5 separate regions of the Mus musculus genome follow, and regions 1, 2, 3 and 4 are each linked to region 5. Evidence: chromatin loops called from intact Hi-C (ENCODE). Cell type or tissue: heart. All regions are shown on one strand.

Evidence for each region. A loop is a pair of places that touch in the nucleus more often than their neighbours do. Peaks named below come from ENCODE experiments on the same cell type or tissue, not always from the same donor. Only the 100,000 strongest peaks of a DNase experiment are listed, where the experiment ranks them.
Region 1: a loop joins it to region 5, with 2.3 times the contacts of the local background. A loop is called at or near these places in 26 of 42 quality-filtered maps.
Region 2: a loop joins it to region 5, with 2.2 times the contacts of the local background. A loop is called at or near these places in 5 of 42 quality-filtered maps.
Region 3: a loop joins it to region 5, with 5 times the contacts of the local background. A loop is called at or near these places in 33 of 42 quality-filtered maps.
Region 4: it touches region 5 in a loop (6-fold over the local background); 15 of 42 quality-filtered maps call a loop at or near these places.

Annotation. Positions count from the first base shown.
Region 1 is chr14:121,587,416-121,592,415 of GRCm38, reverse strand. Dock9 (dedicator of cytokinesis 9) reads left to right here. Exons shown (of 54, transcript NM_001081039.1): 38 at 468-604. Among named protein-coding and RNA genes, the nearest start is that of Slc15a1, 85 kb to the right of the region's middle. In heart, CTCF peaks have their summits at 2,870 (motif pointing right) and 3,744 (motif pointing left); a DNase peak (open chromatin) is centred at 2,895; H3K27ac peaks cover 757 bases.
Region 2 is chr14:121,337,652-121,342,651 of GRCm38, reverse strand. Stk24 (serine/threonine kinase 24) reads left to right here. Exons shown (of 11, transcript NM_145465.2): 2 at 5,000. Among named protein-coding and RNA genes, the nearest start is that of Stk24, 39 kb to the left of the region's middle. In heart, no CTCF peak of the experiment used is centred here; DNase peaks (open chromatin) are centred at 2,441 and 3,611; H3K27ac peaks cover 1,142 bases.
Region 3 is chr14:121,449,356-121,454,355 of GRCm38, reverse strand. All of the region lies in intron 2 of Gm33299 (a long non-coding RNA gene), which reads left to right. Among named protein-coding and RNA genes, the nearest start is that of Gm33299, 5.0 kb to the left of the region's middle. In heart, no CTCF peak of the experiment used is centred here; a DNase peak (open chromatin) is centred at 3,045; H3K4me3 peaks cover 509 bases; H3K27ac peaks cover 262 bases.
Region 4 is chr14:121,424,912-121,429,911 of GRCm38, reverse strand. No RefSeq gene overlaps it. Among named protein-coding and RNA genes, the nearest start is that of Gm33299, 29 kb to the left of the region's middle. In heart, a CTCF peak has its summit at 2,884 (motif pointing right); no DNase peak of the experiment used is centred here; H3K27ac peaks cover 323 bases.
Region 5 is chr14:121,277,130-121,282,129 of GRCm38, reverse strand. Farp1 (FERM, RhoGEF (Arhgef) and pleckstrin domain protein 1 (chondrocyte-derived)) reads right to left here. Exons shown (of 27, transcript NM_134082.3): 25 at 2,187-2,294; 26 at 1,159-1,310. Among named protein-coding and RNA genes, the nearest start is that of B930095G15Rik, 31 kb to the right of the region's middle. In heart, a CTCF peak has its summit at 2,851 (motif pointing left); DNase peaks (open chromatin) are centred at 2,769 and 3,124.

The DNA of each region.
Region 1 (5,000 bases), 310 kb before region 5:
TGTGACACTGCCTCCTGCTTGGGTAAGACATAGGTGTTCAGCTTATTCATTTAACCCCTGCCATTGCATGTGTGTCTTCTGCTTCTTTTGGTGAACTGGTTTGGTTTTTTTTTTCAATTGGCATAATAGTCTGCTCTTGCCACATGTAATTCAGGGAGGTTTGCAGTGTTTTCTTAGTTGTCAGAATACTGTTATCTCCATACTGGAATGAGGTTCTCTGAAAAGTTGCATCCCTAATGAATGTACTTTCTCAGAACGAGAGAGACTCTGCCTTGGCTCGATCTTGCTGCTTCGAGGCCTAGTGGCTTTGCTGTGCACTGTTGGAGCTGCTGGCTGTCTGTCCCTGGCCACATGGCTGCATGTAGCCTGACTGCCCCATGTACAACGCTCCAGCTTCACTAACTCTCCCGCCTCGCTTGGTGTAACGCGTCTAACGTTGCTTCTTTCCCATTTCACTCATGTTACAGGAACCAGGAGGGGTTGGGACCCATAGGTCATGATCGAAAGTCTCAGACATTGCCTGTTTCCCGTAACAGAACAGGAATGATGCATGCCAGATTGCAGCAGCTGGGCAGCCTGGATAACTCTGTCACTTTTAACCACAGTAAGTCCCACGCCAAACCATCGTAACCGCCAAGCCATCTCAGAAGGGAGAGCCCCTGCCACACTGTACCGCGTCACCAACTTGATTTTTCTTCCAGAGCCAAACAAGTAGGAAGAAGAGTTCCCTCCTTGGAGGAGAGTCCTGTGCAGTGGGGGGGTAGCAGAATGTGGGGCCAAATCAACTACAGCACCCGTCTCAAAGTGCCCAAACTTCAGGCAGGATGCAGCAGATTCCGTGGCCAGACATTGGCTCGTATTTTTGTTCATTTTATTCTACCCTCTGCTGTCCCTCCTGGCACATCCGGGTCAGATTCGGTTGCCTCTCTCGCTCGGTGCATGTAATTGGTTGAGTGCCCACATTCTGACGTTCCGCCCGCAAGAGACCGTTAAGCCCGTGAATCAATTTGTGAGGGTGTGGAAAGCATCCAGTAACGAAGTGACTTTTTCTGTGTTTTCAGTGTGAGAAAGATATCAAGTGTGCTTGGGATTTCTGTAGACAATGGTAAGACTTAATCAGGTTGGGGCCGCTTCCCTTGCAAACAAGACCTTTCCATTCATCTTGCCTAACTGCAGGGCTTGCCTAACTTCACCATAGAGGTCTGCTAGTACGAGGGTCCATCTTTTTAATTCGTTTCTCTCAGTCATCCAGACACCTTCATGTGCTCCTGCTAGACGTTTTGGAGTTCGAATCTTCCTGAGGGTTTCTCAAAGCAGAAAGCCTAAAAGCACCAGCCACGCTGCGCGTGAACAATTAACACAGTCATCCTCGGAGTCTGACTTCCATCCCTGTTGCTTTCTCAAAGCCGTCCTTCTCTCTCCAAGCATGGCGTAGCGAGATCTTAGAAAATCATGTGTTCTCATCCCCAGCACTGTCTTTAATACATGGTTATTAGTTCTTCCCACCATCTCTAACCCGCTGTGGTTGTCATGCCTTTTTCTTCATGCAGACTCAGTATAAAAACAACACCCCCACCACCGTGTGGTTGAAAGGTAACACAAAGTGAGAGTGCAGAAAAGCACAGCAGCATGTCAGGTGTGGCGGCATACGCCTTTAACGCTAGCACTCCGGAGGGAGAGGGATGGATCTCCGTGGGCTAGCTCAAGGCCAGCCAAGGCTACACGGTGAGACTCTGTCTCAAAAAGCCCATAAGATAAAGCAGCAAACGAATACAGCAGCTTCCCTCACTTCACCAACAAAGTTTAACATAGCAGAGACGTCTCACTTAAGCCAGGGTCCTGTCGGCAGCCGCCTCTGGGGCTGAGGCAGAAAGAACCTCTCACACTTAGTGGTAGCCTGCACATCTACCGCATACTTGGGGCTGCAGTACTTGTGTTTTCAACTCTCTGTCTCTTAGCTCGATGAATGAGAGGTTAAGTTAAAGCAGGGTACGCCCAGGGTCTCGTGACCTTTGCTCTCATTCCCTGTTTCCGTGGTAGACCAAGGTTCCCCCCCACCCCCAACCCCACCCCCCGTCCTGTGGCACACATGCCACACTGCTAGATTTCCTTCTTCCTGGACTATATAACAGAGTAGTTTACTACACAGACACTGTGGAGGATTTTCACACAAGCAGATGGGGGCCCTATCTCAGACATAGTCACTGTCGACCCCCTGCTGTAGATGGACGCCGCAGCAGGAGCCAGAGACAGCCAGCTGCAGCTAGAACAGCCCTGTGAGCTGGGCTGCTCTCTCCTCTGCCTTCCTGCAGTCCATGGAGAAGCTGGTACCCTGCCTCCTTCCTTCCTCTGTCAGTTCTCAGTGGCATCCTGTCCTCCTGCGTGGTCAGGAAGCCATGTTCTCTGACTCCTTTCCCCTTGGCCTGTGTCTCTCCAGTCCCTCCTCCTGTGAGGTTGTTCTCCCATAGCTGAATGGCCTGTGTCTTCCAGGACTCAGTCTTTCTCCTGACCTCTGGTTCTGATGAGGTGGCTTTTACCCTTTCCCACCACCCTCTGTTTCAGCACATGGAACCTGGCCAAAAACATGCTAAGAGAATATCTTCCTGTATCTATCATGTGTACAATGTGTATGACTCATATGTATGCATATATACCTGTTCATCTCTACGTAGATATTCAGTGAAAGCTTGGGGCCATGCATGCCCCTCTACAAACAAAACAAAACAGAAACTTACACAGCTGTAAGCACAATGCCTTCTCTTAATCTAGCCAACATAAGTGAGCAGCCTGCCAGGGAGACACAGGGGCTGGGGTGAACTTCTCTCCATGGCCATTTCTTCCCTTTTTGTCAGACCTCAGCTAGGCCAGCAGGGGGCAGCAGAGGCCTGTGACAATCCGTCCTCTGTAGGCCTGGCTGCCTGTGCGTTCCCTAAATCCCTGGAGAATCCACAGTGTATGCTGCCTGTGGGACACAAGCATTTCTGAAAACAGTGCATCTTAATAGGTCATCTGAGATGGTCTGTCCGTTTATTGCACCTGGACTGGCTCAGATGTACGATGAAAGGGGCAGTCCCTGCTTGAAGCCAGTTATGTGTACCGCGCTCTTTGGGTGTCTTCACAGTGTGGGGCTGCATACTTAGGACCATTTCAGAGCCAGCTGGCACTTACTCTGTGGCATTCCTCAAAGAAGGCAAGCCGGTGCCGTGTTATTCACGGGTGACCTTGTACCTCATGGACCATGGCCACCAACAACTCTGAACATGACTCTTTCCGTATGTGAAGTTACAGGATCCAGCAAACTGTACATCATTTTGCCATAGAATATACTTTACTCTATACCCCTTGCTGTGAGGAAAACTTCTTGGCAGTTAAATGGGAACAACTGACTATTGACCACTTCTTATATTTTTTACATAAAGTATATTGGCCCCTCATAAAGCCACATGCCATTTGTTAACATATCTGAGATGGTACATCTCTGAGAGCTTACCTCTGCTTCCACGCATGCTTGTACACACACAAACACTGTTACAAAATTAAAACAAGTCTTACTGTAGGCATGATAGTGGCTTGAAAATTTTACAGATTTGATCTGTGAATGCTGAAGACTCCCAAACCAGCCCTCAGCTTGCTATCTAAAAATGTCACTCTCGACATTTTTTTTTTCTTGACATTTTTCCTGTTGCTCCTACAGGCTGAGCAAGGTGGAGGGAATTCACAGTGCTGCAACACACTATTGCCCCCTAGTGGAAGTAATGGTATTTTTGTGACTTTCAAATAATGTCCTAGTATACCATTATATTGTGCTCATATATGTACCTACCCCCAATACCCACCTCATTACCCTCCCCTTATCCACTGTCTTGCTAGTCCCAAGATGGTGTCATGGCTAGGCATGGTGTGATAGCTTAGAGAAATCTTGTCGTTACCGTATTTCTGTACATGTATACATAATTCTAACACGTAAGTAGCCTGGCACATCGATTCTGTTTTAAAACAACACGTTAAGTTCTGATTCTCTGTTTCCAGGCTTTAGACCAGGAGTAGGTTAGTGCTATGGGAACTGCTCAGTAGAAAGCCATCTTATTTAAAATGGCTACTTGCATGCCCTTAGCCTGTATGTTTTATAGAAAGAAAAGGACAATTCTATAAAGATAAAACAATAAAATCACCATTAAGCCATGTTCTAGTCTTAGCTCAGACCACAGCAGCTCCTTAAAGGTCGCTTTGACCTGTATACATATTTTTGGCTGGCCTGAGCACAGGTGTTGATGTTTTTGGCTTTGGTCTCCTCTTTCCACGGTTTATATCTCTTCAACAGTATTCCTCAATACTTCTTTCTTTCACTCTCCCTTTATCTTACCCCACCCCACCCCACCCAGCACATGAATGCCTTAGCTTGTGCGAAGGCAATACAGATGTCCTTAATGCACCTATATAGCCACCTTTCTTTTCTCTAGAAAACTACTTGTTTAAAAACAAAGAATTGGAATTAACATAATGTTAAACATATTCTATATCTTCATGAGGAGTTAGACAGCTCTGACACAAGGGGGACAGAGAACCACAGGTGTAAAAGCTCAGAACCACCTATTGAAAAGCAGAGTTGGATGAACACACTTGATAGAGCTTGCATGGCAGTCTTAAAGCATCTCTGTGGCTTTAAAAGCTCCTCTGTAGTATTTGTAGAACTATAGCTCATATTTCCTTCAGTCAGAACAAGGTCTTACTATTCTTTTCTTTCCTCTTATTTGCTTGTATCAGTTCTCTGGTACAGTGACCCAAATAGAAATTTGGAGTGTAGGTTCTGGGTTGAAGAGAACAGTTCCCATTAGTAATCTCAAGGAAATTCTATGGGTTTTCTGTACTTTATTTTTTGGATCGCTTTATTTTTTGGATGCCTTCCTCTCTGGAGTATTTAAATTAAAAAAAAAAAAGCGACCAATTAGAAAGTGTTGCTTTCTCAGTCTCTCCTGGGAGAAAGTCATTAGATTGTGTCC
Region 2 (5,000 bases), 61 kb before region 5:
GCTCCTCTCTGCCTCTAGCTTTCCAGTAAGATGTGAGTTCTCAGTTTCTGCTTCAATGCCATGCCTGCCTGCCTGCCCTTGTGCTCCCTGCCAGGATGACCATGAACTAACCCAATGAAACTGTAAGCAAGCTCCCTACTGTAAATGCCTTATGAGTTGCCTTGGTCATAGTGCCTCTTCACAGCAGTAGAGCATTGACTAAGATATGTTTATTACCATATTGTTTAGATGGAGGATTGTAACTTTTCACAACAAATGGCCAGTCGTTCAGAGTAACTGAAAGGGCAGAAGGTTCCTTTGTGTGTGCACAAAAAGCAGAGTTTAAGGATAAAAGAGTTGTACTTATGGGTGGCAAACATTTCTGTGGGAACTGGCCACTTAGGTTTTCTTGATGTCTAGTTTCTGAGCGTCTGGGTTGCATTTAGATGGACCCTTCCTCGAGAAGTCCATAATGGCATGTATCCTTGTTGGAACCTGTTGGGCCCTCTCAAGAGAAAGGGCATTAATCTAGCACGTCAGCCCAGTACACTGTGGTGTGGCAAGACCCATCCTATGGACTTTGCTGGTTTGCTATAGTTACAGGCTTTTCCAGGGGATCCAGGGCTTTAGCTATTCCCTATCTGAACCCAGGGAAGAACTCCTTTGAGGGGGTTGACTCCATCCAGGCTCCCCTGGGGACCTTGAGCATGCGGCAGAAAGTTTTAGCAGCGTTCTCAGAGACCAGGTGCAAGCCCGGGCTTTGGATCTGGAACACTGTGTTTGCTGTTTCTTTTGATTAGTTATTAAGGGTCATGACCTTTGTATGATTAAGTATAATACATACTTGAGCTTTCCTAAACCTTGTTACAGATTAAAGAGAGCCAAGAAGATAAGGTTTGAAAGGGAGTGAAGGTCAAGAAAGTTGTACTGAAAGTTGGAGGCAGGTCCATGGATGCAGGGACAGCTGAGAGCTCACAGGGGACGGCAGGAACCTTTGAAACCTCAAGCCTGCTCCTAGTGACACACCTCCTCCACCAAGACCACACGGATCCTTCCCAAACAATCCCACCAACTAAGCATTCAAACATATGGGAGCCATTCTTATTCAGATCACTGTCCCTTGTGTGTGTGTGTGTGTGTGTGTGTGTGTGTGTGTGTGTGTGTCTGTCTGTCTGTCTGTCTGTCTGTCTATTGTGTGTCATGTGTATGGTCATGCGTGTGTACTCTCTAGGGCTTGTGGCTATGGTCAGCTGGGGCTCTGGAGGTTATGAAGACAGCAGGTGACTGGGCTCACTCAACTGCTCCAGTTGGCCAGAACAGGCTAGGGAGATGTTCCCTAGTGGCTCTCAGCAGGCCAGGGCATGGTCATTTGGGCAGTGCCTAGTTATCGGCATCACTTCGTATTAGCTGCTTCATAGTGACAGTGCAGGACCTCCAATGATTCTGTGGGTGCTGGGCAGATCTGGCCTTGGGCCAGGGGTGACCTCTTGTATATGTCAGAACTTCTTCAGGAGCAGGCCACATGGGTCTCACTATGGCTGGGCAGAGCTGAGGTACATTCATGGAGGTGCGTTCAAGAGCAGGTGGGATTGGTAGACAGGTACCCTAGCAACAGCGTCCCTTCACTGGCTTCTGCAGTACTGGAGGGCGGGTGGTAAGTTGTTTTTAAGTCTAAAAAGGAAACCGCGGCTTTGCCCGAGAGGATCAAGCAGAAAGCTGGTCGCTCTGATCCCTGAAGCACTTGTTGTCCCCCACCTGGCTTTGCCCTCAGTTCTCCTGAGTCTTTCTCTAGGAACGGTCAAGGGATGCTGTCTCAGAGAGAGATCATTCTGTGTGATACCTAGTGTGGTCTTGTTGGTGTCTCTCTAACCTGATGGCTTCCATTTTCACTCTTGGTGTCTGGGCTTGTGGATACAGAGGAGTGAGAGGCGTGGCCCCCAGGCTTCTTCGGCTTAGCCTAGAGCATAAGAGTGCGACACAGCTGTCTGTGGGAAGAGATTATACCTAGAAAGCGAACTGTTCCGGGGTTGAGACTTTTGAGAAGCAGGGTGGGAGTTGGCGGTGTGGGGTTGGTGTAAGCATAGTGACAGAGAGGAGGTCTTAGGTCAACTGGAATGCTTAAAAAATGTGGATTATAAAATGCACACACACACGCAAACACACACATGCACACACACCAGCCATTACTAGGCTATAATGTTTAGTGTCCTGGGTGATTCTGTCCAGCCGCGCAGGGGGCGGGGACACCTGGGAGAGGGAATAGAGGAAGCATAGAAGGCCTGGCCTGGGCACTGAGTGGCTTCCAGGATTGAGTGTGACGATTCCTTTGGCACCAGGGGCTGGGAGAAGAGCTGAGGGCCAGCTGTGGAGGCCAAGGGACTGGAAAGTTACAAGGGACAGAGGGTGTGGCTGATGAGGCTCAGAGGCAGGACACTGCATCACTGGTGACCAGAGTTGCCCTGCCAGAGGGCTGTGGATGGGCAGGCAGGCAGGCAGGCAGGCAGGCAGGCGCAGAGGACTGTCAGGAACCTTCAGCAGAGAAGTCTGTGAGGTGTGAGGATTGCCGAGGCTGAATGGGGTGCTGCTTGCCTGTCTGAGGGGGAGGAACCTGAGCATGCTGCCCCGGGCGAGGAGCCAGTAGACAGGGCCAGGTGGAAGGAGAGCCGCCCAGAGGGCTGCTGGTGAAGCCTTGCCGAGAGAGGATGGAGTCCAAAGTCCCACGGTTAGGGTTAGCCTTGAAGAGAAGGAAGGCCACCCCACTTCATCCTGGAGGGAAGGAGGTAAGAGGCAGCTTGGAGCTTCTGAAATGCACAGCAGCTGCTCCGTCCGGGTTTGATTCTGCTGGAGGAGGGACACCTCAGGTCTTAACTTCTGGCTGCTTGTGGGGTGTGGGGTGAGCAGATGCATGGGCGGAGTTGGATCAGATGCTGCCCCAACTCCTACTCTCTGGCGCTCTTGGGGGGATATCCCCAAAATTGGTTTTGAAGAGTGTTTACCTGGTAAATTCCGAAAGTCTGAAAATAGAGAAATTTCAGAGTAGCCCACCAGTTTTCAAAATGGTTCCCCACTTCAGGAGGTGACCCTAAGCTCTGAGAGCTGTTCTCAGACTGTCTTGGCAAATGGAGGGTCTTGGAAAAACTTACGAGTGTCTGAGAGACACTGAAGCTGGCACCCTGACTGGAGGCAGGATTGCCCAGGTCAGGGCTGCTTTGCAGTTACGCAGCACAGTGCTGTGCTTCAAGTACAAATGATCGTGTGTGGGCTTTCTCCTCGGAGTGTGGGAGTCTGTTTAGCAGCGAGCCAAGGAGGTCACGGGCAAAACTGCAGTCTTTGCAGTTTCTTAAGCCGTGTGTGGCGGGCCACTTCATCCCGTTGTGCACAGAGTACAACAGCCCTTCTCTCTCTGCTCTTTGGTGGTACCTCTGAGGCACACGTCACATTGTGTGCACCATGGCCAGCACGTGGACTTTAATAACTCAAGACCAATAGTGGGTCTCTGAGGGCTGTCTGCGACTGTGGGTACTGGTTCTGCCTCCTTGTGAGAAGGGGTCGCCGTGACCGTTCGTGCCTGGTTCTTGTCATACGGTCTAGCATAGCAAGGCTCCCAAGTTACACCCTTGTAAGCCAAGTGCTTCTAACTTCAACTCTGAAAGCATGTGAGTGGCTGGCACCTAGTGACAGCAAGGTCATTGCCACTGTTCTGCTGGTGTTGGCAATGTCCTGTGCCTATGACCTACCTTGTCACATTATAACCATCTTCTCTTTCTGTGCCTCCTTCTCAGCTCCGCCCCCCCTTGTTCTCTTTCTTGCCCCCCAAGCCAGTAATGCAGTTTTTTGGAAGGAAGGATTAATAAATGGCTTTTTTAAAAATAAAGATTTATTTATTTTATGTGCATGGGTATTTTGCCTGAATACACATATGTGTACCATCTCCATGCCTGGTGCCAAGGATCCTCTGGAACAGGAGTTACAGACAGTTGTGAGCTGGCATGTGGGTGCCTGGGAATTGAGCCTGGTCCTCTGGAGGAACAGCCGGTGTTCTTAACCTCTGAGCCATCTCTGCAGCCCCTAATAATAGACTTTTAAGGATCAGCCAGACGTCCTCTTCTTTCTGTGGTCTGTGGGAAAACATGGTCTCAAGATTGGCTTTCTGTCTCCTAATGTCCTTTTGGTTGCAGGTTTTGGGGTACTGTGGGCATTTTGTTCTCGACAGGTGCTTGTTCTGCCCCCTGTTGGGACACAGAGCCCCTCAGACTGTTTTCAGATGTCTCTAGCACTGGCAGTGACCGTCCCTGCTAAACCCTGGAGCAGGGCTGTCCTGACCTTCCCTGGGCATGGGTACTGTGTATAGTTCTCTATTTAGCATTAGTGCTTTAAAAGTTGTTGCAAGACAACAGCATTTGTGGGCAACACAACAGTCGCTGTTTACTGCTCTCTGGGCTCTGGCTGTTGTTCCACCGAAGAGAAGAGCTATAAATGACAAGTAGTGGGGCTGTATGTACCAGCGCTGAAGCAATTCATGACAATTAGGCTATGGAATCTCTTCCCCCTCCCTGTTACGGGATAGCCTGTTAACCTGCATTTTAGCAAATAACCCGTCTGGAGGTAGGACATGTTGGAGATGGCTTGAGAAAGAAGTAGAAATTTTGCTTGAAGCACTAAGCAACCTCATACCTCTTCCCGTGCTGCCCATTGAACCCAGGAACTCACGCATGCTCGGCAGGCCTTCCCCACCACTAAGCTGACTGCCAACCCTAGAGCAAGTTTTAAAAGCAGCCAAATATCTAACCTGACTCATGATACAGAGTCACAGCTTTTTTGCCTTTCAGTTTTTCTGCTTTCTTTGCTGTTGTCCCGCACGTTCCCTATTTGTTTAACCTACACACTTGGTAAGAAGCAGCCTAGCTCTTGTCATAGAAATTGGACAGCTCCTCCAAGGCCCGGGTGAGCACACGGGTCAGGTAGGGTGAACCAGCTGTGGCTCTGGGGAAACTGATGTCTTCTCCTCTCTTTCCCACAGA
Region 3 (5,000 bases), 170 kb before region 5:
TCTCTCTCTACAACCAGTCTCTGTAAAAGTCTCCCAGGAAAACTGCCTCTGAGTTCCATGAACTGACTGAACGTAGCTGACTAGAACTCAGACATATGCATGCCTTTGTCTCCTCTGAGTGCTGGGATTAAAGGCATGTGACTAAGACCTGGACCTAAGTTTTTCTTTACCTGAAACTTGCTCTGGACAGGCTGGTCTTGAACTTAGAGATCTGCTTGCCTCTGTCTTCTGGGATTAAAGGCATGTCTGTATTCCAGCCAAATCACATAGACCTAGCAGGTCTTTGTATGTGATCTCTTATCAGAGCAGCCACATTCTAAACTAAAATTCCTCTACAATTCTTGGTTCTGTTGGTTCAACCATTGTGTATAGGTCACCTATCCTGAGCCAACTGAGCCTAGACACTCAGCGTACATCTAAGATCCAAACCATTGTGGTAGTGTAGACAATAGTCCAGTCAACAAGGAAGCCATGGGCAAGATATTGCAGAAGGTGCCAAGGATTTAAAACAAGGCACACACCTAAAGATGTGGCTCAGTTGGTAGAGTGTGTGCCTGTCAATGCCAGTACAAACACATGAATTCTGTATAAATAGCAGAATGCTACTGGTTGGTAGAAAGGAAGCTGAGATTAATTATCTTCAGAGGATCTTGTCAGGATAGTTAGCCATCCAGGTCAATACCGCAGACCTGAAGGGACATATCCTGCAGTTCCAAAGGGCAAGGGGAATTCCTTGTTTTATGTTTCCAGAAGGAGTGGTGGTTAAAACTCCATACCATGTGACCTAGCCTGTGTGCAGGAGTCACTAGGCCCAGAGACCCTGAAAGTAAAGTTGTAATTCAATCTTGTCTTGGGACTGAGCCTGGGGCAGGGGGTGGGGAGGACTGGGTTTGCAGCTGTAAGTGGGAGGGAATGTTCAAGGCCACAGCAGAAGCTTATCAACGTTGTGGAGATGGAAAGGCTGCTGTGGGTGTGGATGGTTTGTGTGGGGAGAGAGAAAGCAGCAATTAGAGGTATTGTGACCTGACAAGTTGGATCACCCTTCACAGAAAACCCTGGCATGATGGTACTTGCCTGTGATCCCAGCACATGGGGTGGAGACAGGAGGTCAAGGCTTCACGTTATCCTCAGCCACATAGAGAGTGAGACCAGCTGCCCACGTGGAAGGACAACTCAGGAAAGGACAGCAGAAAGCATGTTAGCCTCCCTCAAGAGATGAGGAAAGCCATTGTAAGGACCATCCTCTGAGCCAAAGTGCTGCCATCTTCAGTTCATCTGGGCCTGTGCACCAAAGATCAATAGCTTGTTGACTATTGATGGTCCTTCCTGGAAGGAGGGCATGGTGAGGGTCATGAGACCTGCACCTGAGTATCCAGCCACTCCTCCCAACCAGTTATATGCCATTCTGTTTGCACGTGGCCTCCAGGTCTTAGGGAAAGGCTGGAAGGCATAGATGGGGAAGGACTCAAGGAGGGAACTCCATCCACACAGTGATGGGCGAGGCATCTGGCATGCCAGGTGCCAATCTCCCCATGTGGCTCTTTTAAAGTCACCTGTATCCATTGCTCTGTAAGAAACCCCAACAAACTCTTTGGTTCCTCAGCATGAACCTCGGTGCCACCACTTCTTGGTTTGTCATTGGGAAGTGGAAGAAGGTGGTGGGTGGTTGCTTCTCCCCAAGGAAAGGCCTTTTAACAACGGAAGCAATCACCATCATAGCTGGAGGCAGAGCAGCAGGACACAGGGGACATCTGTTGGAATGCCAAGAGGACATGTTTAGGGCCTTTGAGAAGTTGCAGGAGACCATCGCACACAGTCGAGAGCAAGGGCAGGGGTTGGGGTGGGGGCAGAAGCGACTGTGTGTTCAGTCACGGGTTTATGGGTCATGGCAAAGACATAGGCTTCTCCTTGAAAAGTCCCACACTCTGGCCAGTGCCGAGGTGGGGTCCCTCCGGCTAAAGAAGCAGCAGAAAGAGATCAAGCATTGACTCAAGATCCCCTCATGACCTACAGAAGAGCTGCTCAGTCCAGGAAGGTGGCATTAGGACTTTCAGAGTGGCCCATACTAAGGCTCTGAGTGCTTTGTTTCATCTAGCACTCAAAGGAAGTGGGCCAGCATCTCCTGACTGCCCCTGAGGAGACCAAGGCACATGGCAGTTAAGCAATGTGTGGGAGCAATGTTTGCTCCTACAGGAAGGTGTTCTATCTCCTCTCCTCTTCCCTTTCTTCTCCTCCCTCTCACCCCTCCTCCTCTCTCCTTTTCTTCTCTCTCCACCTTAATTATTCAGGTATTTGCTTAACAAGTTACTTCAGAAAGCACTAGAGGACACCTCCAGTTCCCTTTGTACCTTTAGGTCCTGGGAACAGAAGAACTTACTAAACCTTCAGCTAGAAGGAGTCATGTCTATGAGACTCTGCATTCTTCTTCCAGGAGCAGCATAGAAGAGTGGTCAGTTTATGCTGTAGAAGCCATGGTTTCAACTTGAGGTCCTCTTGCCTCTTATGAGTTGTCTCTTCTCCACCACGGCCAACTGCACACCTGAACTGTGAGCCCTTACTTTCTAAAGTCGTGTCTTCTCAGGCCAGGCCATGAGGAAAGTGCATAATACAGAGAGCAAGTGACTGCATACAGTTCTGAGGCTCAGTTTTCTGTCCAGAAATATGGGTTACCTGGACGTATTGCCCTTGGTGATATGTTTCATGCTCGTGTATCCAGGACCGAGGGGTTCCCAGGACGGAAGGGAGCTGGTTGCTTTAATGAAATGAAACCAGACATAGAAAGTGCATTGGTCTTGCACATAGTAGGTACTCTATACAAGCAGGTTATTGTTTTACTTCTTTGCCAACAAATACTGTTTTACTTCTTTGCCAACAAATACTTAGCAAACATTTACTTTATACTAACTGTAGTTTAGTGCCAAGCGGATGCACCACCCTTGCCTGCTTTGATAGCTTTAAAGGCATTTGATGAGCACCCCGCCCAACCCCTTGGGGTTTGACCAACCATGGCCCAGTGAAGCAACCCTCAAGTGTTTATCTGGGAGTGCCCCATCTTTGCCACAAGGTGGCAGAAGAGTACACTTGTGGGTTACAAAATAACAAAAGTTTTAGGTAAACATTGGCCCTGTCTCCTCCGGAATTGTTCATGCTTAAACATAAGAAGCCTTGTTAGATACCGGAATTGATCATCCTAAATGTTTCCATCTTGAGAAGGGCGGAGGTGGTCTGTTAGGTCGGGGATTCCAGTAGGTTTGCTGTTCCTCAGGACGGCACCCAGAGGCGCCCGATAGTAATGGGCTTTACTGAATTGGGGGATACTGAGGAAGGAGACTGTCGACTAGAAGGCGTCTCCCGCGTGGTGGGTTCTGCATCATTTCACTAATGTCTGACGCACTCGTTTTTCATTCAGCCCATGGCACATTGCTGTTTTCCATGCGTTGAGGTTGCCCGACAGATTAGCAAATCTGAAACAGTGGTGGTTGCTGATAAGTGCTAACAGAAGCAAGCTTAACAAGAGGTTAGAGAACAGCGAGGGTCCACTATGATTATAAATATTATACATGTTCTACCAAGAGAGTTCTGTTTTCAATATGTTGGTTTTTCCAGAATCTTCTACAAGATGCCAATCTGGGAGCCTTTTATAAAGAGTTCTGGAGGAGTCCTGTAGAAATGATCTTGGAGTTTCCTTGATTTTTTTTTTTTTTTTTTTTTTTTTTTTTAAGTTTAAATCCTGTTTTTGCCTTTTTTCCCCCTTGGATCTTTCAAGTCTAAAAACATGTTAGATTCCTCTTCCATTTGATTGGCACTTGGCTGGGTACAGAAATCCCGTTGAAGGAGGTTCTCTCTTGGGTATTTAGGGAGTGTTCTTCCTTGTCTTTCTACTTTTGATGATGCTATTAAAATCCCATGCCAGGCTCAGTATTTAATATTTTATATGGTATTTTAGTTACTCACCATTACAACAGAATACATGACAAAGAAGACATGTGGTATGGGAGGAAAGGTTCGTTTGTCCACCATGACAGGGAAGGCACAACAGCAACACCTGAGGTAGCTGCTCACACTGTATCCACATTCAGGAAGCAGTGAGAGGCAGCTCTTTCACGTTTGATCAGTGTGGGACTCATGCCCAAGGGATGGCACCCTGAATACTCGGCTTGGTTCTTTCCCCCCCTCAGTTAAACATTTCTGGAAACACCCTCCTGGACACACCCAGAGATATGTTAGCAGTGAAGATAAATCATTGTATATGGGAACCCTTTTCCCTAGATAAGCTTGTCCCTTGGATATATTACAGGATGTTTATTCAACACGCTTGAGATTCTAATAATAATGTTTTATTTTAATTAGAAACAGGGTCAGGAGATGGTACATCCCAGAACTTAGGAGGCACAGGAGGTGGATCTCTGAGTTTGAGGCCAGCCTGGACTCTGTAGAGTGAGTTTGAGGACAGCCAAGGGTACACAGAGAAATCCTGTCTCAAAAAAAGGAAAGGAGGAAGGGAGAAGGGGAGAGAGAGGGAGAGAGAGAGAGAGAGAAGACAGACAGAAAGAGTGTGTTTTTAATTTGAGGACTTTTTAAAAGAATCAATTTGGAATATTTGTGTATATAAAATGAGATTTCTTGGGGTGGGAATTCCTTTATGTTTCCTATACAACTTATGCACACAATCTGAAAGTAATTTTAAATTTTTGGGTTTTTGTTTGTTTGTTGTTTATTTGTTTTTTGGGGTGGTTTTTTTTTTTTTTTTTTTTTTTTTGGTTTTTGGTTTTTGGTTTTTTGAGACAGGGTTTCTCTGTATAGCCCTGGCTGTCCTGGAACTCACTTTGTTAACCAGGCTGGCCTAGAACTCAGAAAATCCGCCTGCCTCTGCCTCCTGAGTGCTGGGATTAAAGGTGTGCACCACCACGCCCAGCTTCGTAAATAGTCATGTGCAGTCCCTGGAAGTCATTTTAGACAATAATTTTTATATTGTGTATTTTGACTACCATCTGCCCCAT
Region 4 (5,000 bases), 150 kb before region 5:
GTTGAAACGTTGGGATCCTTCCAACCTTTATTTGTATTATTTGATGTTTTGAAAAGAAGAGTGGGGATGCAGCTTAGTTGACGGAACATTGATTGCCTCACATGCACAAGGCCCATGGCTCAGTCCCCTGCAGGTGGAGCGTCTGTCATCTAGCACTTGGAAGGTGGAAGCAGGAAGATCAGAAGTTTAGGTGGAGGTCAGCCTGGGATGTGTGAGACCCTGTCCCCAGAAGGAAGAGAAAGAAAGCTCACATGCCAGCCAATTGCTCGTGGATCTTTCCCACTAAGTCAGCCCACTTTTTAACATTCTGACTCAAAAAGCATAGCTTTTCTTTTTAATGTTTTTACATTTATTTATCTTGCATATGTTTGTATGTGCCTGCTTACATGTATGTGTTAGTATGTATATGTGTGTATGTGTGTATGTGTAGTGTGTGTATGTATGTGAGTGTATATGTATGTGTGTATGTTATATGTGTGTGTATGTTTGTGTATGTGAGTGTGTATATGTGTGTGACTGAGTGTATGTGAGTGTGTGGTTGCATATGTATTTGTGTGACTGTGCAATATGTGTGTGTATAGGTGTGTATATATATATGTATGTATGTGAGTGTGTATGTTAGTGTGTGTTTATGTGTGTTAGTGTGTACATGTGTATGTTTGTGTATGTATGCATGTGTATGTATGTGAGTGAGTATGTGAGTGTATGTGAGTGAGCGTTTGGTTGTGTGTATATGTGTATGACTGTGTGTGTATGTGTGAGTGTGCATGTATGAGTGTGTGTATGTATGTGATCATGTGATCGTGTATGTATGTGAGTGTGAGCATGTGTATGTGTGCATTTGTGTGTATAAGTATGTGTGTGTGTGTGTATCCATACCTACCACATGGCACATGTGGAGATCAGAGGACAGCTTGCTGGAGCCAGTTCTCTTCTCCTATCACATGAGTTCCAGGAACCAAACTTAGACGCCATCGGGTGTCTTGGGCACTTTTCTGTTCCGTTGAAGAAGTACAATGACCAAGGCAAGCTCGAGAAGAATGAGTTTTTTTTTGGACTTCCAGTTCCCAGAGAGATAAAGAGTCTATCCCGAGAGGGAAGCATCAGGTATAGTAACTGGAGTGGCAAACTGAGGAACCACATCCTGAACTAGAAGCACAAACCAACAAGAAAGAGCAAATGGAAACTGCTCAGTCTTCAAACGCTGCAGCCTCCCTCCAGTGGCTGCTTCCTCTGGCAAGGCTATGAGCCCTCAACTTTCTTTTCGGTTTGTGTTTTGGGTTGTTTGTTTGTTTTGTTTTGTTTTGTTTGAGACAGGATTTCTCTGTGTAGCCCTGGCTGTCCTTTCCTGTGTAGCTGACCTCGAACTCAGAAATCTGTCTGCTTCTGCCTCCCAAGTGCTGGGATTAAAGGCATGCCACCACTGCCCAGGTGAGCCCTCAACTTTCAAGTGTTAAAATGTGCGAGCCTGTGGGGGACATTCTTAACAAAAGCCTCGCCCCAGACTTGGTGTCTGAGAGCCATCCACTGAGTCATCCTGCTGGCCCCTTCCCTTTCTCTTTATCGTTTTCAAGTACCAGCAGAAAGAAAATTTAAGCATGCTTTCCCTGACACCTGGGCTTCTCAAAGTTTCTCCTGAAGACTCACACCCCATCCACTCTGCAGCTGCTTGGCAACCTCCATGATTTTCAAGGTGTGACTTTCTCACCGCCATCTTCCTTCCTCCTGCTGCCTGCATTCTCAGCTTGCCTGGCCTGTTGTTTTCTTCTCAAATACTAAAACAATTGTTCCCAGGTTTCAAAAAAGAAAGGAAGAAAAGAAGGAAAAAGAAAGAAAGAAGAAAGGTCTGCCTCCTGGCATTGGGGGGGGGGGGCGCGGGGTCGTGTGTGGGCGGGGTTGTGAGGCGGGGTCTGTGCTTTGCCAACCTCCTTCAACCTTCCTTCCAAGCTCTGCTACTTCCTAGCCCAACATAACCTCCCAGTTTCTCTATTTCCTCTTCTGAATGATTGGAATGATGAAAGCAGCTGCCCTCAAAGGGACACTAAGAACACATGACTATGTGCAAAGCACCCAGTAACATCTGCGCAGATTTCACACCGAGGCCCCGAGGCTCCGAGGCTCAGCATATACCACAAGTTACCAGCTAGTAGTAATCCCGAGATTTCACAGAACCCAAGTTTCCTAATCTATGTAGAAAGGTTCCCTTGCTTGATATTGTTAGTCCTGAAATTAGACAGAGAAAAGCCAACTCCACCATTTTAGGCTAAATTGAAAGCAAGCTATATTAAATATTAAATACTGAGCAAAAGATGAACTGTGGCTCGGGCATGGTGGCGCATGCCTTTAATCCCAGCACTCGGGAGGCAGAGGCAGGCGGATTTCTGAGTTGGAGGCCAGCCTGGTCTACAAAGTGAGTTCCAGGACAGCCAGAACTACACAGAGAAACCCTGTCTCGAAAAACCAAAAAAAAAAAAAAAAAAAAAAAAAAAAAGATGAACTGTGGTCAGGACCATCCCCTGGAGTTTCCCAGTTGAGAATAGCCTCAAGTCACATGTTGAAGGGGTTTATAAGAACAAATGCATAAGGCACTGGGCTTTCCCATTCCAAGATACACAACTCCTGGCATTGCAGGAAGTTAGCTGGTTCATGGGTGAGTGGGGCTTACAGGTTAACTTTGGGCATTACAACATCTCTTCAGCAGAGGGGCTACACAGTGGATGCCCACCCAGGTACCCATGTCCTGTTTCCACGCTCTCCACTCGATGATTCTTTTTAATTTGTGTGTGTGTGTGTATGAGTGTTTTGCCTGTATGTATGTATGTATGTGTATGTATGTATGTATGCATGCATAGTACATGCCTGCCTAGTACACACAGAAGCCAGAAGAGGGCACCAGATCCCATGAAACTGGATATACTGATGGCTGTGATGCCATGGGGATTCTGGGAACTGAACCTGGATCCTCTGTGAGAGCAGCAAGCCCCCTTAACTGCTGACCTATCTCTCCAGACATATTTATGTATTCTCTAATTGTTGATTTTATATTTTGTTTTTGATTCTTCACTTACTGTTTTTGGGTTTTTTTGCTCAGCAACCTTTTTTTTTTTTTTTTTTTTTTTTTTTTTTTTTTTTTTTTGCTCAGCAACCATGTGGTTGCTGAGAATTGAACTCAGGACCTCTGGAAGAGCAGTCAGTGCTTTTAACCGCCGAGCCATCTCTCCAGACCCCACTTACTCCCGATTTTAATTATAAAACAGAACCTTTTTATTTGTAAAGGAGAAAATGGTAACAGTGGGGGCTGGAGAGATAACTCAGTCAACAAAGGGCTTGTCTGTCGGGCATGAGGACCCAAGTTCAATCCCCAGCATCCATGTAAACATTGGGTATGACAATGCATGCCTAAAAGTCCAGTGCTGGAGAGTCAGGAGTAGGAGGGCCCTTGGGACTCACTGGTCAGCCAGTTTAGCCTAATAAGATGATCTGGAGAGCAGTGAAAAATCTGTTCCCAAGAAGTGAATGGTGTTCCTGAGGGTAGTACCTGAGGTTGTCCTCTGGCTTATACACACCCCTGCACACATGCAAATACACACATGAACATATGCACCCCTGTCATGTGCACACATGTATGCACTCACATGTATGTTGGCATACATAACACTGTTTGGAGTCTGACCCTGGGGGAGGTGGGAAGGGACCCAAGGGACAGAGGTGCCTGCTTTACATATCAAAGCAGACCTGGCCTCCAGGTTCTCCCAGCATCCCTCAGTCCCTACATGTTATATGCTGCCCCCAACCTTGAACTTGAGCTCAGGGACTGGGCTGGCCTTCCTCCAGAGAGTCTTCCCTATATAGTCCAGACATTCTGGCCTCTCTCTCTTTGCATTCACTTTCTCTCTTTCTTTTCTCCCTCCTCCCAACCCCTACGGGAACTCCCCTGGCAGTCTGGTGCCATGGAGTCAGCTCTGCAAAGGTTCCAGCAGCTGAGGGAGGGGCCAGGGTGAGAGTGGAGCTTAGAGCCCAGGGCTAGTCTGAGAGCAAGAACACTTCCTTTTGTTTTGTGACCCAAGGACAGAGAACAACATTGACTTTGATATTCTCAGGATATTCTGCTTTTGAGATTCTCCTTCAGTCTTTCTTTTAGACAGGGCCAAGGCCGGCTTTGAGCACAGAGATGCACCTACCTGTACCCGACTGTCCTGGGATTAAAGGTGTACATCACCACACCTGGCAGGAAAAACAGCCTTGTGACTATTGATTTATGTTGAAGCTCCCGTGTCCTGGCCCACTTCCATGGTTCAAAAGGTCCTCCCAGGCTGGCAAGATGATGGCTCAGCAGGTTAAAGAGCTTGCTGCGTGAGCCTGACAGCCTGAGGCCAGTCCCATGCAGTGGTGGGAAGAACCGGTTCCTCCAAGTAGTCCTCTGACCTTCTAGCCACTTACACACAGCATGTGTGCACCCCAGTACACATCACACACAGTATGCATGCCCCCCAGTACACATCACACACAGTACTCATGTACCCCAGTACATATCACACACAGGATGCATGCACCCCAGTTCACATGCATACCTCACATGCACCCCAGTACACATCCCACATAGCATGCATGTACCCCTGTACACATCACACATAGCATGTATACACCCCAGTACACATCACACACAGCATGCATGCACCCCAGTACACATGCATACCTCACATGCACCCCAGTACACATCACATACAGCATGCGTGCACCCCAGTACATATCACACACAGGATGCATGCACCCCAGTTCACATGCATACCTCACATGCACCCCAGTACACATCACACACAGCATAATGCACCCCAGTACACATCATGCATAGCTCACATGCACCCCAATACACATCACACACAGCGTGCATGTATCCCAGTACACATCCCACATGTCTCTCATGCACCCCTGTACACATCACAATACACACACACACACACACACATCACACGCACGCACTAGTTTTAAAGTCTTAAAGT
Region 5 (5,000 bases):
GTTCACGTATGGCAGCAGTTCCAAAGGCATTATAAGGGTTGCATTTACACAACCATCCCGTCCCACTTGATGGGCCCATCTTGTACATTTGCAAGAAACCAGGGCAGCACTGGATCTAGAACACGCTGAGTCTGCACACTGCTAGTTGTCACAGTTGAGGGTGTTACTAGTACCAGCTCCCAGGGTTCAGGGACACGTTCAAGAATAATCTGTCCCAAGTTACCTGGTCCAACATGTCTTGAGTGTGGGTAAAGAAGACCGCCTACTCGTGGGATTCGGCGTGGCAAGGCTGCAAGCCTTGGAAAGATCTTTTCTAGATCTCTAAGGATCCTGACCACTGGTTATCAACTTTCCTATTTCTGTTGTTACTTCATAACTAATTTAGTAGTTATGAATCATACTGTAAATATCTGAATTTTCTGACAACCCCCTGTGCAGGGGTCAAGACCCACAGGTTAAGAACTGCTGATCTGGGCTGAGACTTGCCACTTTTTGGGCTCATTTGCAAGCAGTTTGGCTTAGGGTTTGCTGGCTGGTTTCATGGACATTTGCTAGGGATTGTTTCTAGTTGGCCTGTTGACCTTGAAATGCCAGTGAGGGAACAAGCCTACATCCTGACAAACAGCAAGGCCAGAAGAGAACTTGTTCCTGCTGGGTGAGGGGAGGCTGGCATGTTGAGGCCTCTGATTGTTACTACAGTCCAGTGACCTTGGTTGTTGTCTTATACTATGGGACACATTTCCCCAAAGCCCTGTTTTCCCCTTGGAATGTAAATTTCATGGACAGTTTTAAGTAAGAGTTAACACTGCCGAAAACCTGGCAGCCTATTTCCTTCCTGACTCTGAACCACTTCGACACTCAGCTTGCTTGCTTCTTCGTGTGGTTGTTAGCTAGCATCAGCCTTTGGGTCCATTATGGCCACTTGTGCCCCACCTCCCCCTGCTGCAGCTTCCTGGCAGAGGACCAAGCACGTTGGCACGTGCTAGCTAACCTTACATGGTAAGAGCTAACATCTCTACGACACCACGCTGCGGGGCTGGGAGTATGAAGCAGACCTATAGAATGCACACAGACTACTCAGGAGAGGCGAGCCCTGATGTCAGGACAGGGACCATGGTCCTGCAGGTGGGCTGTGCAGACATGGGCGGTGGCACCTACCTTTCAAATGTGTATTCGCTTTCAGCCCTGAAGTAGTACACGTGGGACTTGAAATGCAGCTTGAACACATAGTCCTTGTGGATGTTCTCAGACTCAGAGGGGATGGTGAGGGAGTAGCCCAGCAGAGGCAGGCTGGCAAGGGGGTGACTGTCCTGCAACAGGGTACAGAGGAAGTGGTCAGTGGTGTTGGGTAGGGTTGCTGTTCTAGTCAAGGTCTCCTGCTCTGGACTAGTTTGGTCGAGAAGAAGCCAATCTTGGCCAGTGTGCCGTGGTCTCCTCCTTTAAGGGCAAGTCCATTAGAACGAGTCAGGCATCTGGATAGAAGGCCGCCCCTGAGACCCCTGGTGTGTTTACCTTAAGATAGGGCATGTATGAGTTTCTTCCTCAGTCTCTGCCCCCTACATAGTGCAGTGCCTGGACACACCAAGTTCTGCCTTCCTGAGTCTGGACTCAGAAGGGACAAACTATTCTTTTTCTCATGACTTCACTGTGATGGCCGAGCATAAGTGTGCTTTAGGCTCCCTTCTCATTTTATAAAGCTCTTTCCCCTCCCAGGTGTGTGGCTGACTTCCATGCCACTCTGTCTTTTCCTTTCTCCCAGGAAGCTGTGGGATGGATAGCTTGCCCACCCTGGTATTTTCCTTTTAGATGTTATACATTGTTCTCCAGCTTCCATTTGCCCATTTGTCCCAGAGCATCTGCGTCTACTCTTAAAATTCAACACCACCAGGAGGGGACTCCCAAGACTTGGGCTGACATGTCTTTCCTGCCTTTTATTTTTTCAGTTGGCAGAGTTTTCGCCTCCTCCCTACAGGACAGCGTGGAGTCACCCTCTCCTCTTGTGCCATCCTTGAATAACTGGGTGTCGTGTGTTCATTTAGAGCGGAAGCTCTCCAGTGGACATGGCTGGTCCACTGGAACCCTACATTCCCCCACCCTCACCCCCTGCACTGGATTCTTCACCTGTCAGGTGTTGCAAGCTCTGTACTTCAGGTTAGGGCCAGCTGCCCTGTGTCAGGGGCACTTACCTGGTGTGATTTGTAGAAGAACAGGCAGAAGTTGGTGAATACCACCCACAGCTTCTGCCAGCCATTGCTGTTCTTGAACTTTCTCAGCAAGTTCCCAGAGAGCTGGTTCTGAAAGACAAGTGGGGGGGGGGGGTAGGAGAGATAGGAGGTGGTCAGAAACACAGTTCAAAGGCACGCCAGGGAGTTGGTAACAACTGGTCCATGGCATTCACTGTATCTCAAGAGACTGGTAGCCTCTGTGAGTGGGTCTGGAGTCCCTAGCAGTGAGCATGGGTTTCCCACAACAGACATTGTTCATTTTACATGGAGAGATCATCAGTTGAATGAATTCCTGTCACAAGTTAATTCCTGCCCCGACACAGGTGTGAGTCCTTACTACTATCACCCTTGAATGTGACAACATTAAGGAGCAAGGTGGTCAGTCATACTGGGGCTGGGAAAGGCCCTCGGTCCTATGTGAGTATGGTTCTAAGGAAGTGATTCAGGGCACCAACACAGAAGCAGAGGTTAGCGTGGGGCGTCCATGACCAGGGATGGCTAGCCAATGAGCTGGAAAGGACACAGAGTGTCCCTACAAGGAAGGGGGCAGGCTGGGATTCTGGTCTTTTCCCTGGAAGATCTAGGTCTATCAGCATAGACCTCCAGAGTGGCTCTATGCTGCCACCTAGTGGAGAGGTCCAGAAGCCACTCTGCCAGCCACTGCTTCAGGGCATGCTTGTTGCGTTCCTGCAGTTCCTGTAAACATGAATCCTTGCCGTGTGGAGTGAAGGCAGGGACACAGCACAGACCTCACACCTGACAGCTTCAGATTGTGAAGAGAGCTCCGTCCACCCTCTTGACAAGCTGACCTTCCACCCCGCTGCCAAGTGACATGACTGGAGGTCACGGAAAGGAGGCAGGAGGTGTACAGTAGTGAAGGCTCCTTGATGCCACCCAGCAGTTCACTGGAAACTGTTAGGTTGGCAAATTGTGTATCTATTACCTCACAGTTCAGCATCCCAGGCCGACGGGACAGCCCGCAGCACCTTCTGCTCTTGCAGAAAGCCTGAAGTGGGTTCCCAGCACCCACACTGGGGGATCATAATGGCCTAGGTATCTCAGGCTCTGGGGGGACTCAACACCCCCTTGGCTACCACATGCATATAACCCCACTCTCTGCTGAGAGAAAAGCTTTAAGATACTTCTAAGTCTGCTTTACTACATTTTGTAAGTGCTGATGTCAGGAAGGCCCTAGAGGGAGGACATGTCTACAAGTTCCATCCTTCAGCTGCTCAGAGTGATGGGAGATGGCAAAGTGAGCCGAGAAGGGATTCTACCCAAAGCGCTTCAACCACCCACCCACCCACCCGGCTGCCGCTACCTGCCTGCAGGGGGGACAGGAGATTCTGGGTAGTGGCAAGCCTTGTTGTCCATGAGTCAGACCCCTTCTGCCTGGCCCTCCTTTCAGAACTCTCCCTAAACGACATCACTGGTCTGTCATTGTGTCACGAACCCCAGCAAAGCTTGTAGTGTCTGGCTGGTCTCTTGTCACTGCGCTCTGCCCTCTTAAAGCTGAGCCCATGGGGTTCATGTGGGTGGCAGAGTCTTAAAAGTGAAGCATCTAGGAAGTGAGGCCAAGAGAACTTCTTCCAGGCAGCATCACAGGGCCAGCAGCCACACAGAGTGGAGCCGCTGCGTCTGGGAGTACTGCTTCTCCCAGGATGGTCCTCCCAGGATGGTCCTCCGCTGCTTTCAAGCACAGGTCCCCCTCTCTACTGTGACCTGCCTCACCTGGGGTGCCCTCACACACAGGCCCAGATGAAGGATGGCATGGAGCAAGGGCAGCAAGCAGGCAGCCTCTCACTGGGCAGGGCTTAGAAATGTGATCACAGGATACTAAGGCTAGACACTCACAGGAAAGGGAGTGTTGGGGAGTGCTAGGGTCTTGGCTGGGGCCCCTTGAAAATCTCTTCAGGACACAGCTGTGGTAGGAAACTATAACTGTGAAGGCCACTTGCACAACACAATTCCAAGACTCTTGGGATGTATCTTAAAGAACCTGTGTGTCTATCTCCAATCTCTTCGGGTCAAAGAACCAGCAAATTACTACTGTCCTTGGCTCAGTCTTTCACGTGATATTATGTGGCCCGGGCAAGTCAAGAATTAGAACTTTGTGCATTTTAAAGAATGAAAGGAGTCTTTTTCACAGAAGTCCCTCTCCCCATGGGGCCAGAGTTGGAGGCACTGAAGATGTAAGAAGCACAAGCTGCCATACAACTAGAGGGGACTGGGGAGACTCACACCAGCAGGTGCTGTTGGCAACGCGACAGGAGACAGCTTTGCTGTTCCTATGTTTGCCAGGCTACTTTGAAGTGGGATTTAGAAAGGTCTAGAAGCTGTGTGCGGTAATTCAGTGGAAGGCTCACCTTCAAAGCAACTTTCCAGGCATGGGCTACTGAGCCCATCTGGAGACTCCTGCCCTGGGGTCCCTTCTTGGGATATATCCTGTGAACTGTAACTATGCCCTGCTAGAAACATCTCATCTCCCTTCAGACCGGGCTACCCCCTGGGTACCTGATTCCACAACTGCCATGGTGTGTGCAGCTATTGGTTGAGTATGGGCTGCACTGCTGTACAAGGGCAGAATCTTGCCCTTGGCTAACTCCATGGAAAAAGACAATGTGGAAAGCAAAGGAAGTGAGGAGGCTCTCAGGCGGCAGGGAATCTGCACTGCATTTACAAAGGAGGGTACCACCCTGTCCCAGCTGTAGGATGGCTCCAGCTCCTTATACCCTTAGGCTGGCTGTTCTGCGCCCGCTGATCACATAATGCCCT